Regions from separate parts of the Homo sapiens genome. Here region 1 is linked to region 2. The links are chromatin contacts, found by Hi-C or POLR2A ChIA-PET in ENCODE. All regions are on one chromosome and are shown on one strand. Each heading gives the region's core, a stretch centred on a gene start or an enhancer-like site at or near the end of the contact. The rest is flanking DNA. Distances are from core to core; before and after follow the strand shown. Region 1 overlaps LINC01337 (long intergenic non-protein coding RNA 1337). Region 2 holds the start of FAM151B (family with sequence similarity 151 member B).

Region 1 (6,000 bases), core at 2,857-5,356, 120 kb before region 2:
ACTTTTTTTATTGTGGTGTGGTGTAACACATACAGTGACATGCATAAAGTATAATAATCTTAAAAAGTACAGTTAGATGATATTGAACATTTATATGCACCCTGCAACCACTACCCAGATCAAGATATAAAACATCTTCAGCACCCCAGAAGGTTCCATGATACTCCATCCCAGTCTATATCAACCCCCACTCCATATATATATATATATACATATATATATATATATATATATATATATATATATATATATACCACTTTTCTGACTTCTATCATATTTGATTAGTTTTTTCTGTGCTGAACTTCATCAGACTTCCATGTCTGATTTGCTCATGTCTGACCTTTTTGGCTCAGCATAATGCCTATGAGATTCATTCTTATGTTGCATGTATCAATGGTTTGTGTGTTTTTTTAATTGTCGGCCGGGCACAGTGGCTCACACCTGTAATCCCAGCACTTTGGGAGGCCGAGGTGGGCAGATCACCTGATGTCAGGAGTTCGAGACCAGCCTGACCAACATAGTGAAACCCTGTCTCTACTAAAAATACAAAAATTGGCCGGGTGTGGTGGCGAGTGCCTGTAGTCCTAGCTACTCAGGAGGCTGAGACAGGAGGATTGCTTGAGCCTGGGAGGCAGAGGTTGCAGTGAGCTGAGTTACCATGCCACTGCACTCCAGCCTGGACAATAGAACAAGACTCTGTCTCAAAAAAATAAATTAAAAAATTGTCATGTATTAGTCCATTGTATGAAATATAGCACATTATGTTTATTCTTCTGTTGATGGATATTTGGGTTTTTTCCAGTTTTGAACTATGAATAATTCTTGTACATGTGTTTTGATAGATATAGCCACTCATTTCTCTTTGGTTATTAACCTGAAAATGGACTTGCTGAGCCTCTGGGTAGGCATATATTTAGCTTCAGTAGATAGTACCAGTTTTCCAAAGTGATTAAACCAACTTTACTCCTACCAGTAATATATGAGAGTTTCAATATTTTTGTAACCTCATCAACTCTTGAATTTCTCATTTCTAATTTTAGCCATTTTGATAGGTGTATATTTCATTGTGGTTTTAATTTGTATTTCTCTTATGACTAATGATATTGAATACCTTTTCATATGCTTATTAGCCATTTGGATATCTTTTCAACATAGCTTGTATATTTGTCCCTACCCAAATCTCATGTTGAATTGTAATCCCCAATGCTGTAGGTGGGGCCTGGTGGGAGATTTTTGGGTCATGGGGATGGATCTCTCATGGCTTGGTACTGTCTTTGCGATAGTCAGTTCTTGTGAGATCTGGTTATTTAAAAGTATGTGACACCCCCAACACACAAACATACTCTCTCTCTCATTCCTACTTTTGCTATGTGACATGCCTGTGCCCCCTTTGCCTTATGCCATGACTGTAAGCTTCCTGAGGCTTCCCCAGAAGCTTAGCAGATGTTGGCACCATGCTTCCTGGAATGCTTACAGAACTGTGAGGCGATTAAACCTCTTTTCTTTATAAATTGCCTAGTCTCAGGTGTTTCTTTATAGCAATGCAAGAATGGCCTAATATGCTTTTCTTGTGGAGTACCTGTTAAGTCTTTTACCACTTTTTTAAACACTTGGGTTGTCTTTTTTTTATGGATTTGTAGGAGTTCTATATATATTCTGGATATCTGAGAACTTTCACAAATATAAATGCAGAAGCTATCTTCTCAGCCGGTGGCTTTGTCTTAAATGTGTCTTATGCTAAACAGACATTATTTTAATGAACTTCAATTTATTAGTTTTTTTTAGGTTAATGTTTTCTTATTTCCCATTTTAGAATTATTTGCCTCCATAAGTCAGGAAGATATTCTTCTAAATTTTCTTTCAGAAATGTTATTTTACTTCACACATCTAAGTCTATGATCCACCTTAATTTTTGTATATGATCTGAGATAGGAGTCATGCTTTTTCCCCCAATGTCTTAGTCTATTTGTGTTGCTATAAAGGAACACCTGAGGCTGGGTATTCCTTTATAGCAACACACTGTGTGTGTCTGTGTATGGGAGGGGAGGCCGGGGTGGGGGTGGGGGAAGATGTAGAAAGAGACAGAGAAAGCAGATGTGCAAAATGTTAACAATTCTTGAATCTAAGCTGTATTTTTCTGAATACAATATATTTTAGTTTATAAAGAAGAGAGGTTTCTTTGACTCACTGTTCTGCAGGCTGTACAAGCAGCATGGCACCAACATCTGCTTCTGGTGAGAGTCTCAGGATGCTTCTATTCATGACAGAAAGTAAAACAGAGCCAGCATGTGTGGAGATCTCAAGGCAAGAGAGAGAAAATAAAGAGTAGGAGGTGGTGGTGGAGGTGCCAGGCCCTTTTTAAGGACCAACTCTCTTGGGTACTAATAAAGCAAGAACTCACTCATTACCTCAATGACAGCACGAAGCCATTCATGAGGGATCCTCTCCCATGACCCAAACACCTCCCATTAGGCCCTACCTCCAACACTGGGGACCAGATTTCAACATGAGGCTTCGGGGACAAACATCCAAATTATAATACTCATATCAATATCCCATTGCTCCAGGGCCATCTATTGAAAAGGGTATATTTTCCTCCTTTGGATTGCAGTGGTGCTTTTGTCATATGTTAAGTGACTATATATGTTTGGATCTATTTCTGGACTCTGTTTTGTTCCCTTGATCTTTTGTCTTCCCTGGAGCTAATACCACACTATCTCAATTATTCTAACTTTATGGCAAATCTTGAAATCTTATTGTATAAGTCCCCCATATTTGTTCTTATTCCACATTGCCTTGCCTATTCTACGTGCTTTGCAGTGCCATATAAATTTTAGAATCAACTTGTCAATTTTCACACAAGGATTTGCTGGGGTTTTGATTGGGATTACATTGAATCCAGAGATTAATTTTTTTTCTTTTGCTTTTTTAGACAGGGTCTTGCTCTGTCACTCAAGCTGGAGTACAGTGGCATGATCACAGCTCACTGTAGCCTTGAACTCCTGGGATCAGGACTACAGGCATGCATCACCCTGCCTAGCTAAGCTTTTTTATTTTTTGTAGAGGCAGGGTCTTATTATGTTGACCAGGCTAGTCTGAAACTCCTGGCCTCAAGCAGTCCTCCCACTTCAGCCTCCCAAAGTGCTAGGATTACACGTGTAAGCCTCCACCCTGGGCTGAAGCTAGAGATTAATTTTCAGGAGTTAATATCTCTCCATTAATTTAGCTCTTCTTTAATTTCTGTCATCAATATTATATAATTTTCAGTATAGAGGGAAGGTCTTAGACATCTTAGATTTATTTGTGAGAATTTGGTGCTTTTTGATGTTATAATTGAATTGTTTAAGTTTTTTGTCTCTAGCATATAGAAATGATTTTTGCATACTGACTGTATCAAGAGGCCTTGCTAAATTCATTTATTCTAATAGCGTATGGATTCTTTTGGATTTTCTTTGTACATGATGATGTTTACTTATAATGCTGGCTACGATCTCCAATGATATTTATACTTTTCTGTATGTATAATATACTTCAGTTGTTTTAATTTAGTGACAAAACTGAGTTAAACTAAAGAGACTAAAATGACATAACCAAATGTAATGCATGAAACCTGATTGGATCTTGATTTTTTAAAATGTATAAGAGGTTTGCTCCTACAATGAAAGAAATTTGAACATGATCTGAACATTAAATGATTGAATGAAAATATTGTTAATTTTCTTTAAAATACTTTGATTATTGTGTTGTAATTATATAGAAGTGTACTGTTCTTAGGAGATGAATGTATTTAGAGAAATAATCACGACAAATATTCATCAAAAGTGTGTGTGTAGAAAGAGAGAGAGACAAAGCAGATGTGCAAAATGTTAACAATTCTTGAATCTAAATGGAGACTTGTGGTACACAGGCTTACAGTAGTTCCCATGATTCCGACTCCTGGTGTTCATACTCTTATGTGACACCTCTCCCTCTCCCTTCTTGTGAGCAAGAACTGTGACTTGCTTCTGGACAATAACATATGGCAAAGGTGACAGGATATACATGATTACCTAAGTTCTCTCTTTTTCCTTTATTAGCTTTGAGGAAGCAAGTGAACATCTTGGGCAATCCCAACAAGGAAGTAACATGGCCTCTATGGGGTGAGGGTAGCTTCCAGCTGACAGCCAGCAAGAAACAGAAGACCTCAATCTTATAGATGCAAAGACCTGAATTATGCCTATAATGTGAGTGAGCTTAGAAGTTATTTTTTCCCCCAGTCAAGCATCTGATGAGACCACAGCCCTGGCTGGCATCTTGTACAGTCTTGTGAAACCTTAAGAACAGGATCCAGCTAAACCATAGCCAGCATCTTGAGCCACAGAAGTTGTGAGATAATAAATATATGTTGTTTTAAGCTGCTAAATGTGTGGTAATATTATTGTACAGCAATAGAAAGCTAATACAAGATGTGATGGTTAATTTTATGAGTCAACTTGACTGGGTGCCCAGATACTTAAACATTATTCTGGGTGTTTCTGTGAAGGTGTTTTTTGTTTGTTTCATTTGGGTTTCATTGTTTTTGTTTTTATTTTTGTTTCAGGGACAGGGTCTTGCTCTGTTGCCCAGGTTGGAATGCTATGGTGTGATCATAGCTCACTATGGCCTCAAACTTCTAGGCTCAAGCCATCTTCCCACCACAGCCTCCCAAAGTACAAGGATTACAGGTGTGAGCCACTGCTCCCAGCCTTGTGATGATGTTTTTTGATGAAATTAACATTTAAATTAATAGCCTGAGTAAAGAAAATTGTCCTTCCTAATGTGGATGGGCCTCATCAAATCAGTTGAAAGCCTGAATAGAATTAAAAGGCTGACCCTCACCCAAGTAACAGAATTCTTCCTGCCTGACTGCCTTTGACCTGGGACATTGGCTTATTTTTCTCCCTTTTGACTCAAACTGAAACATCTGCACTTCCTGGCTCTTGAGCCTGCTGGCCTTTAGACAGAAGCTACACTGTTGACTCTACTGGTTCTCAGGTCTTTGGACTCAGATTGGAACTGAACCATTGGCTCTCCTGGGTGTCTGGCTTGCTGATTTCACCCTGAAGAACTCAGGACTTGTCAAGACTCCATAATTGCATGAGCCAATTCAAATCAATGAATCCTATTGGTTCTGTTTCTCTGGAGAACCCTGACTAATATGCAAGAATATACAGATGTCATCATATTATTAAGCTTTTCTATATGTTTGAAAATATTCACAATAAAAATTGGGAAAAATGATTCAAAGTCAGCAAGTGCTAGAAGACAGTTCAAAAGTGGCTCTTAAAGAAGTTCACTAGACTTTCTCCTTTCCTGATTCTCAACTTGTCTCCCTTCCTACTTCAGTGAATCTACTTCATTTAATATGGACTTTTAAACACACAATAGACACTGTAGTTAAACACAAATAATAAATCTGCCCCTTTTTTGTGCAGATTTAGTCTCTATAAACATTATGCTGATAAAGTTTGGCCTTAACCTTTGTTCTGTAAATGTTTCAGAATTTTTTACTGCCACATTACAAGATAGATGTCAGTCTAAATGCAGGCTTTTCTATAAAACTCAGCAGCTTCATAGATGGCCTCTAATTCATAGTCATAAAAGACAGGACTACATTTTTTTGGTTGAAAATAATTTCAAGAACCTCTTAAGTTCCCACCAGAACATAATGCTACTCTTGATTCTGCATGAGGTCAGTTTAATAAATTCAGATACCATCATCCTCCAGGAATTATCAACCAAACTGAGAAAAGTATATAAAAGCAAGTTTTTAACTGAATATTAATACAAGTACTTTTTCTCAGAAACCTTGATAATTATCCATGGCTAAAGAGCTGGCTTGCCCCAGGTTGCTTTCTCTGATGTGACTTGATGAATAATCCTATACAGAAGTTGCCCAAGGTCAGACAGAGGCAAACGATGGAGACATGCCTCAAATTCATTTTCTGAAAAACCTTAAGGAAACCTATACCCATTGACATT
Region 2 (7,236 bases), core at 286-2,785:
TGTTTTTTAAAAAATGGCATTTGTCAGCAATTGGACATTTTTCACTTGTGCACACATTTTATTCCAAGATTTTGTAAACCTTGCATCGATTCAGAAGAGAATCTGGATTTATACAGCCTGTGAGTGAGAATGGTGTAAGTCTTGAGTGTGAGCTTTGTCCCAGATTTGTTTGGATTCTTAGGAAAACTAGGCATTAAAAGGATTTATACTGAGAAGAGCACAAGGGTTAAAAAAGGAAAACTCTGGTCTGAAAAAATGTTCTACGGAGGTTTAGCACAGATCTTAAAAAAGAGAGAGAGAAAAAAGTTCACATCCTTTGATCCAGTAATTTCAGTTACAAGAATCGTGTCCAGGATAAAAACAAACCAAAAACATAACTGAGGAAGAACAATGCAAAAATGTTCATTACAGAATGAATTCTAACAAAACAAAACAAAACAGGAAACGACTGATTAACGTTCAACATTAGGAGACTGGTTAATTACAATATAATTGTATACAATATAATTGTATAAAACACTTCAGTCATTCAAAATTATGTTTATAAAAACCTTGGTGACATGGGATAGTATAAGATGCAGGATTTTAAAAATTATGTTTACCATGACCTTAACTCTATTTTTAAGAGTCAGGGTTGTTAGAAAATACCAAAAAGTTAGTAGTGGTGCCTGTGGGTATCAGCATTTGGGGGATTTTTTTTTCCTATTTCCCTATACTAATATACTTTATAAATGTTCTATAATGGCATTTATCAGGACCTGGACATTTTTCGCTTACACACACATTTTATTCCAAGATTCTGTAAACTGTGCATCGATTCAGAAGAGAACCTGTATTTATACAGCCTGCTAGTCAGAATGGTGAAAGCGTGTATTATTTTTACAATTAGGGAAAAAAATCTAAACTGAAGAAAGAACGCGTCACTGACGTTGTCTCATGCCACTACTTAAGTTTACAGAAAAGATACTGTAACCTTCAAGAGCGGAACTGCTGTCCCGCGAGTTGAAGCACCTGATTCCAAGGGGAATCAAGCGAGCCGCACACTCTGCCAGCTTTCCAGGCAGCGCGCTCAGCAGCGGGACTATGCCGGGCCCGGCCCAGTCCGCATTCCCAAACCTCCCCCAGCTTTCAAAGAGGAACCTACTGACCCAGACCGCCCCCATACGGTCGGCTGAAATTAAGGATTAGGGAAACGTCACATTCCTTTCTTTCCAACCCAGACCTCAAAAGACACTGACCCTGCCATTCTCGACCTCCCCTAACGCCTGTCCCTTAGAGCCCACCCGGCAAACCAAGGTCCTTGCCAGGCGATCGCGGGCGCGCCCCGAGTGCAGAGCGGGCTCCAAGCCCAGCCGCCCGGTTCTGCGCGGCGCGCTCCCAGGTCCCTAGCAAGGAAGACCGCGGGAGCCCGCAAAGGGAGGGTACGGCCGGCGGAGCCTCTCAAAGCGCCCCACCTCCAGGCAGAGGCCGCGCGCTCGGCGCTTACCTGGGCCTCCAGCGGATGCTGCCATGGTGACGACGCCCGCCGTCCGCGCAGGCGCCCAGGCTGGCGCCCCTGCTAACCGGGCACTGGTGGCAGGGAAATTCGACTCCACAAACCACAGGCCTCGGCGGGGGAAGAGCCCGGCGGGCGCCAGCGAAGCGGAACCAAACGGAGCCGCGGCACGCAGGCGCAAAGGCTGGCGTTCGAGGTTCGTTTACGCGCCGCTTCGCCGTGCAGGTGGTGGCGAAGCGCTCCTCCGAAAGGTTTCGGAAGCTGGTGGTAGCTCTGAAGATAACGCTGCGTTAGGGCATACTGCGGCGGAGGATGGAACTCCGATTGAAAGCAGTTGCTGGAGTGGAGCACGAATTTCAACAGTTGGGTATATTTTCTTTTAAATGTTAGTAATATCCTAAAAGGGTGTGGAATCATTACTGATAAAAATCAGTGTTTCTGGCCGGGCACGGTGGCTCAGGCCTGTACTCCCAGCACTTTGGGAGGTCGAGGTGGGCGGATCACTTGAGGTCAGGAATTCGAGACCATCCTGGCCAACATGGTTAAAACCCGTCCTTACTGAAAATTTAAAAAATTATCCTGGCGTGGTGGCGCGCGCCTGTAATCCCAGCTACTCGGGAGGCTGAGGCACAAGAATGGCTTGAACCGGAGAGGTGGAGGTTGCAGAGAGCCGAGATCGCTCCACTGCGCTCCGGTCTGTGCGATAGAGCTAGACTGTCAAATAAATAAATAAATAAATAAATAAGTTTTTGTACAAAGTTACCGAGCTGATAACTTGAAGTTTTCTCTCCCCTTCTGTCTCTCTACCAGTGTTCACTCAGAAAACGCTCTCAGCAACTGGGTCCTCCCATCCACTGTCTTTCTAGCCCTCCTTAACTCATTACTTTTTGAAGCCAAACTAGTGATCAGAATTAACAACAAAGCTCTGCCATTTTCAGCTTCTGTGACCAAAAAACTCAATCTGCCAGTGGTAGAGTTAGGATAACTAACATCACCTGACACGTAATACAAAGGGGAGTTATTCTTGCCCAGCCTTTCAGATAAAATATTTTTCATCACTCCAAAGCAATCACTCTCCATTTACCCCCTTCCTACCCCCAGGCAACAACTCATCTACTTTCTGTCTCATGAATTTGCCTATTCTGGAATTTCATGTAAATAGAATCACAGACTGTATGTATGATCTTTGTAACTGGCTTCTTTCACTTAGCATGTTTTCAAAATTCACCCATGTTTTAGCATGTATCAGTACTTCCTTCCTTCTTATGCTGGAATAAATTCCAGTTTGTAAATACCACATTTTATGTGTGTCCATTCAACAGCTGAAGGACATTCGGGTTGTTTCTACATTTTGTCTTTTATGAATGCTGCTGCTGTGAACATTCATGGACAAGTTTTGTGTGGACGTATATGAATACATTCCTGTGTGCATATCTGTGTACATACCTAGGAGTGGAACTACTTGTTCATATAGTAACTGTTTAACTGTGTGAGGAACTGCCAGTTTTGCAAATCAGCTGTACCATCTTTCATTCCCACCAGCAATGTATGAAGATTCCAATTTCCCCACATCCTTACCAGTCAGTACTTGTTGTTATGTTTTTTAAATTATAGCCATCCTAGTAGATATGAAGTACTACCTCATTATCTTGATTTGTAGTTCCCTACTAATAATATTGAGCATATTTTCAGGTGCTATCGGTCATTTATATATTTCCTTTGGAGAAATGTCTTCTCAAATCCTGTGCTCATTTCAATTGTGAGAATTCTTTATATAGTCTCAATACAAGTCCCTTAACAGGTAATTTGCAAATATTTGCAATATTTTCTCCCGTTGTGCAGATTGTCTTTTCACTTTCTTGATGGCATTGATTGCAGTACAGGTCTTTTTTAAAAAACTTGTTTTTCTTTTTTTTTAGATGAAGTCTCACTCTGTTCCCCCAGGCTGGAGTGCAGTGGCACGATCTCGGCTCACTGCAACCTCCACCTCCCGGGTTCAAGCGATTCTCCTGCCTCAGCCTCCTGAGTAGCTGGGATTACAAGCACGCACCACCACGCCTGGCTAATTTTTGTATTTTTAGTAGAGACAGGATTTCACCATGTTGGCCAGGCTGGTCTCGAACTTCTGACCTCAAGTGATCCACCCGCCTCAGCCTCCCAAAGTGCTGGGATTACAGGCGTGAGCCACTGTGCCCGGCTTTTTTTTTTTTTCATTTTTAAAATTTTTAACTTCAGGGGTCCAAGTGCAGGTTTGTTACACAGGTAAACTGTATCATAGGGGTTTGTTGTACAGGTTGTTTCATCACCCAGGTATTAATCCTAGTACCCATTCATTGTTTCTCCTGCTCTCCCTCCTCCCACCCTCCACCCTCCAAAAGTCCCAGTGTGTTGTTCCCCACTCTGTGTCCATGTGTCTCATCATTTAGCTCCCACTTATAAGTAACAGCATGCAGTATTTGGTTTCTGTTCCTGCATCAGTTTGCTAAGTTTTTATGACATATTGGTCACAATATTACAATATTTTCATATATTTTACAATAACTGACTCAAAATTCCTCTTCACTGTCCTTATTTTTAGAGCCGCATGTTGAAGTGTGAGGCGTGAAAGGGTATGTCTGATATTTGCTTTAAAATGCTCCAGCAAAGAAATTAAGGGATGGATGAAGCAAAAGAGGTAAGTCTTGATAGTGTTGACTCAGAGGATTGTTGTAGGCTGGGTATATAGATTTTCATCCTACTATTTCCTTTACTTCTGAGTGTTTGGAAATTTTATGGTAAAAATAAGTCTAATTACTTTTTTGGCACAAAAAAGGTTTTGTAAGTTAAGGGTACATGCTGCACTGGGGAAAGAATATAACGATTAGAATGTGAGACACAGGCCCCAACTTGAGTCTGGGGCTGCTTTTGGTGACATCTAAACATGAATAAAGGCCAGGCATGGTGGCTCACACATGTAATCCCAGTACTTTGGGAGGCTGAGGCAGGAGGAGACCAGGACTTTGAGACCAGCCTGGACAACATAGTGAGACCCATCTCTACGAAAAAATAAAAAACAAGCCAGGTGTGTCGGCATGTGCCTGTAGTATCAGCTAATCAGGAGGCTAAGGTGGGAGGATTGCTTGAGCCCAGGAACTCAAGGCTGCAGTGAGCCATGATCACACCACTGCATTCCACCTGGGCCGCAGAGTGAGACTCTGTCTCAAAATCAAAACAAAGCACTGCATGAATACAGCTTACCTCATTTTCAGAGTCCTAATAGCTAGAAAGTTTTCCCTCAAATTCCAATTTAGTTTCTAGCTGTGTGACTTTGGACAGATTACTCTCTCTCTGAACTTGGTATCTAGTCTATGAAATGCAATAATAAATCACAGGGGAACTGGGTGCAGTGGCACGCACTTGTAGGCTCAGCTACCCAGGAGGCTGAGGCAGGAGGATGGGTTAAGAGCCTAAGTTCAAGGCTGTAGTGTGCCATGACTGTGCCTGTGAATAGCCACTGCACCCTAGGCCTGGGCAATACAATGAGACCCTGTCTCATAAATAAATAAATAAATAAATAAATTTAAAAATAAATTACAGGGTAATATTCCTTGTTCTGAAGTTTGCTTTGTCTGATAGCAAAATAACCACTCCAGCTTTGTCCTTTTCTTCTTCTTTTTAGTGTTTGCATGGAATATCTTTTTCCATCCTTTTACTTTTTAACCTGCATGTACCATTGTATCATAAGTGGCTTGTATAGATAGCATATAAATTAGGTTTTAAAAAAATCCATCTGGCCAGGCATGGTGGCTCATGCCTGTAATTCCAGTCCTTTGGGAGGCCAAGACAGGCAGATCAGTTGAGGACAGGAGTTCAAGACTATCCTGGACAAAATGGTGAAACTCCATCTCTAATAAAAACAAAGAAAAAATTAGCCAGATGTGGACATGCCTGTAATCCCAGCTACTCAGGAGGCTGAAGCAGGAGAATCACTTGAACCTGGGAGGTGGAGGTTACAGTGAGCCGGGATTGTGCCACTGCACTCCAGCCTGGGTGACAGAATAAATGAGACTTGATCCAAAAAAAAAAAAAAAAATCAATTGCCATATTTAGACCATTTACATTTAATGTAATTGTTATTTATTTTTATTTTTAGGGACAGGGTCTTGCTCAGTGGCCCAGGCTGGAGTACAGCGGTATGATCACAGCTCACTGCAGCCTCAAACTACTGGGCTCAAATGATCTCCCACCTCAGCCTCCTGAGTAGCCAGGACTATAGGCATGCACTACCATGGTTGGCTAATTCTTTTAAGTTTTATGTAGATACGGGGCCTCACTACATTGCCCAGTCTGATCTTGAACTCCTGGCCTCAAGTGATCTTCCTGCTTCAGCCTCCTAAAGTGTTGGGATTATGGGCATTAGCCACCACACCTGGCCTAGTGTAATTTTTGATACAGCTGGATTTAGGTCTACCATTTTAGCATTAATTTTTCTTGTTGATCCCTTATTTCTTTTACACTTGTTTTCCTTGCTGGCTTTATTTTGAATTATTTAAAATTCCACTTTATATGTCGGCTTTTTAAACATATCTCCTTGCATAGTTTTTTAAAATGGTTGCTCTAGAGATGATCATTACATACCAAACTTTTTGTAACCTACTATAATGTTTTACCACTTTAAGTGAAATTTAGAAAACTTACCATATAGGTTCTGTCACTGTCCCCTTGGTTAGTATGCAGTTTTCATCTGTATTACATCTATATGCATTGAAAATCCCAAAAGATGATGTTACAATTTTTTTATTTCAGCAGTTACATATATTTTAACAAACATGTAAGTCTATTTGGTTTATCCAGAGATTTGCCATTTTGGTTGCTCTTCCTTCTTTGCAATCATTTTCCTTCCCCATGAACTTCCTTTACCATTTCTGTTAAAGGAGGACTACTAGCAATGAATTATTTTAGCTTTCCTTCTTCTGACAATGTCTTTATTTCAGCCAGGTATGGTGGCTCATGCCTCTAATCTCAGCACTTTGGGAGGCCGAAGCAGGCAGATCACCTGAGGTCAGGAGTTTGAGACCATCCTGACCAACATGGTGAAACTCGTCTCTACTACAAACATAAAAAAATTAGCTGGGCGTGGTACCACGCACCTGTAATCCCAGCTACTCCTCTGGAGGCTCAGACAGGAGAACTGCTTGAACCGGGAGGCGGAGGTTGCAGTGAGCTGAGATCGCACCAATCCATTCCAGCCTGGGCAACAGAGTGAGACTCCATCTCATAAAAAAAAAAAAAGTAAAGAAAAAAAAGAAAATGTCTTTATTTCATTTTCTTTCCTAAAGAATATATTTGCTGGATAAAGGATTCTGTGTTGACAGTTTTGTTGCTTTTTAAAAGCACTTTATAAATGTTGCTCCATGGTTTCTGATGAGAAATCTGCCATCACTGAAATCTTTGGTTCTCCTATATACAAAGTGTTGTTTTCTTCCAGTTGTTTTCAAAGTATTTTCTTTACAGTTGGTTTCATCACTTTGATTATGACGTGCCTGGGTGTGGTTTTCCTTTTTGGGATTTGCTGTGCCAGCAGACCGGCTTTAAATAGAATGCTATGTAAATGTATGTGAATATTTGTTTTTTGCCAGATGTTTGGAAGTTTTTAGCTATTATTTCTTCAGATATTTTTTTCTTCCAATTGTTCTTTCTGGGCTCCTAAGACATGAATATTAGACTGTTTCATATTGTCCCACAGATCCCCAAAGGTCTTC

The links. A loop is a pair of places that touch in the nucleus more often than their neighbours do. ChIA-PET counts read pairs that join two places held with the same protein, here RNA polymerase II (POLR2A). Pooled maps may share reads with other maps.
Region 1: a map with no recorded cell type shows a loop between it and region 2 (3-fold over the local background). The contact joins the enhancer-like site here to the promoter of FAM151B in region 2. A Hi-C loop is called at or near these places in 1 of 168 maps with a recorded cell type or tissue (Caco-2), 1 of 37 single-sample maps with no recorded cell type and 2 of 50 pooled maps. POLR2A ChIA-PET finds 5 or more read pairs at or near these places in 3 of 52 experiments (Caco-2, H1 and activated T-cell).

What each region holds. Positions count from the first base shown.
Region 1 is chr5:80,607,022-80,613,021 of GRCh38, reverse strand. It overlaps LINC01337 (long intergenic non-protein coding RNA 1337), which reads left to right. Exons shown (of 2, transcript NR_125754.1): 2 at 4,077-4,402. Among named protein-coding and RNA genes, the nearest start is that of LINC01337, 13 kb to the left of the region's middle. Within about 2 kb of position 4,106, at least 2 of the 41 ENCODE cell types and tissues checked have a DNase peak (open chromatin) inside an H3K27ac peak, as active enhancers do.
Region 2 is chr5:80,482,399-80,489,634 of GRCh38, reverse strand. FAM151B (family with sequence similarity 151 member B) reads right to left here and starts at 1,535. Exons shown (of 6, transcript NM_205548.3): 1 at 1,487-1,535. The coding sequence starts at 1,511. FAM151B-DT (FAM151B divergent transcript) reads left to right here and starts at 1,689. Exons shown (of 3, transcript NR_172938.1): 1 at 1,689-1,857; 2 at 4,074-4,169; 3 at 6,469-6,835. It overlaps ZFYVE16 (zinc finger FYVE-type containing 16), which reads right to left. Exons shown (of 19, transcript NM_001284236.3): 19 at 6,256-7,236. RefSeq lists a silencer at 971-1,265 and enhancers at 930-1,429, 1,430-1,931.